Regions from separate parts of the Homo sapiens genome. Here region 1 is linked to region 2. The links are chromatin loops, found by intact Hi-C in ENCODE. Cell type or tissue: dorsolateral prefrontal cortex. All regions are shown on one strand.

Evidence for each region. A loop is a pair of places that touch in the nucleus more often than their neighbours do. Peaks named below come from ENCODE experiments on the same cell type or tissue, not always from the same donor. Only the 100,000 strongest peaks of a DNase experiment are listed, where the experiment ranks them.
Region 1: it touches region 2 in a loop (2.8-fold over the local background); 1 of 110 quality-filtered maps calls a loop at or near these places.

The regions. Positions count from the first base shown.
Region 1 is chrX:121,163,928-121,166,427 of GRCh38, forward strand. No RefSeq gene overlaps it. Among named protein-coding and RNA genes, the nearest start is that of GLUD2, 120 kb to the left of the region's middle. In dorsolateral prefrontal cortex, no CTCF peak of the experiment used is centred here; no DNase peak of the experiment used is centred here; H3K27me3 peaks cover 1,058 bases.
Region 2 is chrX:121,046,243-121,048,742 of GRCh38, forward strand. GLUD2 (glutamate dehydrogenase 2) reads left to right here and starts at 1,368. Exons shown (of 1, transcript NM_012084.4): 1 at 1,368-2,500. The coding sequence starts at 1,443. It overlaps LOC105373328 (a long non-coding RNA gene), which reads right to left and starts at 1,232. Exons shown (of 4, transcript XR_938572.4): 1 at 817-1,232. In dorsolateral prefrontal cortex, a CTCF peak has its summit at 1,291 (motif pointing right); a DNase peak (open chromatin) is centred at 1,382; H3K4me3 peaks cover 1,365 bases; H3K27me3 peaks cover 1,910 bases.

The sequences.
Region 1 (2,500 bases), 120 kb after region 2:
GACCTGTAATTTTCAAACACTTCTCACCATCAGGTGGTAGAAGACAGTTGTAAGTCATGTGATTCATAAAGCTTCAAGCAGATATCAAAATGCCTACATATGTCTTTTTTTAATTTCAACTTTTATTTTAGATACAGGGATACATGTGCAGGTTTGTTACATGGGAAGATTGCGTGATGCTGAGGTTTGGAGTATGGATCCCACCACCCGGGTAGTGAGCATAATATCTGGTAAGTAGTTTTTTTTTAACTCACCCCTCCTCCCTCCACTCTCCAGTAGTCCACAGTGTCTATTGGTCCCATATTTATGTCCATGTGTGCTAAATATTTAGCTCCCACTTCTAAGTGAGAACGTGTGGTATTTGGTTTTCTGTTCCTGCATTAATTTGCTTAGGATTATGGCCTCCAGTTCCATCCATGTTGCTGCAAAAGACATTATTCCATTTTTTTAATAATTACATGGTATTGCATGGTACATATATACTGCATTTTCTTTATCCAATCTACCATTGATGGGCACCTGGGTTGATTCCGTTTCTTTGCTATTGTGAATAGTGCAGCGATACATATACAAGTGCATGTGTCTTTTTGATAAGAATGATCTATTTTTCTTTGGGTATATACCCAGTAATAGGATTGTTGGGTTGAATGGTAGCTCTGTTTTAAGTTCTTTGAGAAATTTCTGATACATACGTCTTTTATTTAAAATATTCTATTTATTAACATAAGAAGCTCTTAATAATATGGACCTTAATGTTTTCAGAACTCCTTATGGAACAAAATCAACGTGTCTGATAAATAATCTCTAAAAACCATGTCATACAGAAAAATGGTTGAAAGAGTAAGGTTGTTTCACCTACAGTGAGAAGGCTTATGGAGATGAGATAACTGTCTTTAAATATTTAAGCATCAAAATGTTTGTCATGAGGAGGTGGAAGTGGGCTTGCTTTCTTTGGACTGAAGGACTGAGCTAGGATTCATATGTAACCCCATATGTAAAAGTTATAAAGATAGCAAATTTTGGCTGATTATAAGGGAGGGTTTTCATAAAGGTTTTTCTCTCAAAAAGTTTTTATTGATACACAATAGATGTACATATTTTTGGAGTACATGTGACATTTTGATACATTTATGCAATGTGTAATGATTGACTATTGTATATTTCAAAATATCCAGAAGAGAATAAGGAGCTTTTTAATGACACAAAATTTCTTACAATTTTTAAAATTGTGACTAAAATACACTTGGGGAAATAAAATTTTTTGAGCGATGGCTATCAAGCAAGTCTTCATATATATATTTTCTTAGTTTTTATTAATATTAAATGTGTTCTTTCAAATTGTTAAAACTTGGCTCTAGTAGTGAGTGGTCTCTTCTGTACACACACCACTTACTGAATACTTACTATGTCTCAGGTCTGACTTATTTGAGCTTTGGATCCCTACTCCTTAGAAAACCTCTAGCTTTTCACCATAGCTGTTTCTATCATCAGTGACTTAATGCCCTCCTTCAGGTGGCCCTCTTATATGTGCTACTTTGCCTTCTGATTTAACCTGAAAAACCCAAGAGACTCAACCATTAGACCTGTCAGAACACTAAAATTCCACATCTCCTCATCAAGAGAAGGGAAAACATCTATCTTATTCTCTTGGCTGGTTGAATAAGCTTCCTAGTATGCAACATTTTTCCTGAGAAATTACTCTAAAATGAAGACAGAGAGGATTATAAGATGACAGAATCTTGTAATGCAGAAATTGGAACAAAATTTGAACCTTTAAAAATCACAGGGTGAACCTTGGTGTGTAGTCTAAAATCACTTCTAGGTATTTTCCTATTTTGCCCTTTCAGACTCAGGCAAAAGGTATTATCACTATATTGAGAAGCATAGGTTTGTTAAATAAAGAACTCTCTTGTTTCTATGAGGAAAGCAAACTTCAGTAAGAGCTCTTCAAATATTTTTTTCAAGACAATGCTGAGACAGAGTTGGGGTAAAAGATGCTATTTTATCTGCTGTCTGCTGGTAGTACCATATAGTCTCTCATTTAAAATTCATCAAATGTCAGTGTCCCATGACAGATGAAAAACACTGATGAAATACTTGGAAAGCGATGGTATCTGGTGTGTCAGATTCAAACCTAGTGAGATTTTTAAAGAATTTAAGAAGTATTCTTAGAAGTATATAATCATTTCTTGGTTGAGGACTGCTTAATATAATGCAGATTATATTAGGAACCAAGCTACCTCCTCCCCACCCTATCCTCAGTTTTCTGTTATTTTCTTATTTCATAAGCATGGTTAAATATTATGTTTCTCTAGACTCGTGTTAGACAGGAAGAAGAGATGTGTCATCATGTTTTGACTAACATGAGGGATGGATAACAAAGATAAATTAATCTTTCAAAGCAGGCTCCATTTTATTGAGGGTTCAATCTAACTATAAACCTTACTTGGTGCTGTTAAACAAAAGTTCACATTTTTCTATTTGGAGTTAACACCTTTTG
Region 2 (2,500 bases):
AGTCTTTTGCCTCACTGGTTAAATTTATTCCTAAGTACTTTACTCTTCTTGATAGTATTGTAAATTGAATTGTTTTATTAGTTCCCTTTTTAGATATTTACTTCATAGCATATAGGAATGTAGCTGATATTTTTGTGTTTATTTTGTATTCAGCAACTTTGTTGAATTTGTATATTACCTCTGTGTATGTGTTTGTCTCCCTCTCTCTCCCTCTGTATAATATTTGGCGTTTGCTACACATAAGGTCATGCCATACGTGAACAGAGGTAATTTTACTTTTTTTCTGTTTTTTTTTCTTTCTTGCCTAATTCCTCTGATTAGAACTTCTAATACTATGTTGAATAAAAATGGCAAATGTAGGCATCTTTGCCTTGTTCTTCATAATAAGACATCCTGTGATTTTTAACATGCATTATGTTGTATGTTTTGGCAGCATTGTTGTTTTTCTTGCAAATAATTTAATAGTTTAACTCAAAGCTTCTAGGATGCTTTCATGTTGTTAGGTGAATCATTCCATGACTGCCGAATAAGGAATTTTCCAAGTGAATCTCAGAAATTTGTGTTTTAATAAGTGCTTCAGGTGATTCTGTTGCATACTCAAGTTTGAGAACCATTGTCCAAGGGGCAAAAGCTGCCATTGCCAATTGCTCTTTTTTATCTGAGAGGGGGCAGGATCCTCCTGGTCCACTGCTTGTGGATGCAACTTATTAAATGAAATAAGGCCATGAGTACTCTAGGGCCCAATCTCTGCTTTTTGTTTTGTTCACTCCTGTTTAAAATTTCACTCAGGGCTCTCTTTGGAAGAATTGCACTTACCTTTGCCATCCGGGGCTGAGGTTTCATTTTCTTTGGTTATTCCCCAGGCCAGTACCATTTGCTTTTTACTTTCCAGAAGTTCTGTAAAGATTGTTGATGGTACCCTTTCTTAGCTTTTTTTTTTTTTTTTGGTCTTGATATAGTCCTATTCTTCTAAAAAATCTTTTCATTTGTCTCCGTCAGACTTTGATGGAGAGGAGGGGAGATATTGTTTACATTTGTTAAAAATGGCTTTTAAGTTAAATTCTAACTAAGGGTCTATTAGGAAATAAAATTGCCTTCTGACTCCTTTTGATTTATTTTGCAGAATTGCATATATCCAAAGCTCTGGGTAATTATTAAACATTAGAAGTATAGAACAAACAGGCCAGCCAGGCCCGGCGAGGCCGCGGCGGGTCCGGCGCCCCGGACCTCCGGACCCGGAGGTCCGGCGCCCTGGTTGGCGCCCTGCCCCCAAAGTCCGTCCTCCCCGTTAGGTGGCGCCCAAGGGGAGGGGACAGCCGGGCAGGCAGGAAGCTGCGGCTTAAAAGGGCAACCCGCGCCGGACCCTTCCTTCCTAGTCGCGGGGAGTCTGAGAAAGCGCACCTGTTCCGCGACCGTCACGCACCCCTCCTCCGCCTGCCGCGATGTACCGCTACCTGGCCAAAGCGCTGCTGCCGTCCCGGGCCGGGCCCGCTGCCCTGGGCTCCGCGGCCAACCACTCGGCCGCGTTGCTGGGCCGGGGCCGCGGACAGCCCGCCGCCGCCTCGCAGCCGGGGCTCGCATTGGCCGCCCGGCGCCACTACAGCGAGTTGGTGGCCGACCGCGAGGACGACCCCAACTTCTTCAAGATGGTGGAGGGCTTCTTCGATCGCGGCGCCAGCATCGTGGAGGACAAGTTGGTGAAGGACCTGAGGACCCAGGAAAGCGAGGAGCAGAAGCGGAACCGGGTGCGCGGCATCCTGCGGATCATCAAGCCCTGCAACCATGTGCTGAGTCTCTCCTTCCCCATCCGGCGCGACGACGGCTCCTGGGAGGTCATCGAAGGCTACCGGGCCCAGCACAGCCAGCACCGCACGCCCTGCAAGGGAGGTATCCGTTACAGCACTGATGTGAGTGTAGATGAAGTAAAAGCTTTGGCTTCTCTGATGACATACAAGTGTGCAGTGGTTGATGTGCCGTTTGGGGGTGCTAAAGCTGGTGTTAAGATCAATCCCAAGAACTATACCGAAAATGAATTGGAAAAGATCACAAGGAGGTTCACCATGGAGCTAGCAAAGAAGGGCTTTATTGGTCCTGGCGTTGATGTGCCTGCTCCAGACATGAACACAGGTGAGCGGGAGATGTCCTGGATTGCTGATACCTATGCCAGCACCATAGGGCACTATGATATTAATGCACACGCCTGTGTTACTGGTAAACCCATCAGCCAAGGGGGAATCCATGGACGCATCTCTGCTACTGGCCGTGGTGTCTTCCATGGGATTGAAAACTTCATCAATGAAGCTTCTTACATGAGCATTTTAGGAATGACACCAGGGTTTAGAGATAAAACATTTGTTGTTCAGGGATTTGGTAATGTGGGCCTACACTCTATGAGATATTTACATCGTTTTGGTGCTAAATGTATTGCTGTTGGTGAGTCTGATGGGAGTATATGGAATCCAGATGGTATTGACCCAAAGGAACTGGAAGACTTCAAATT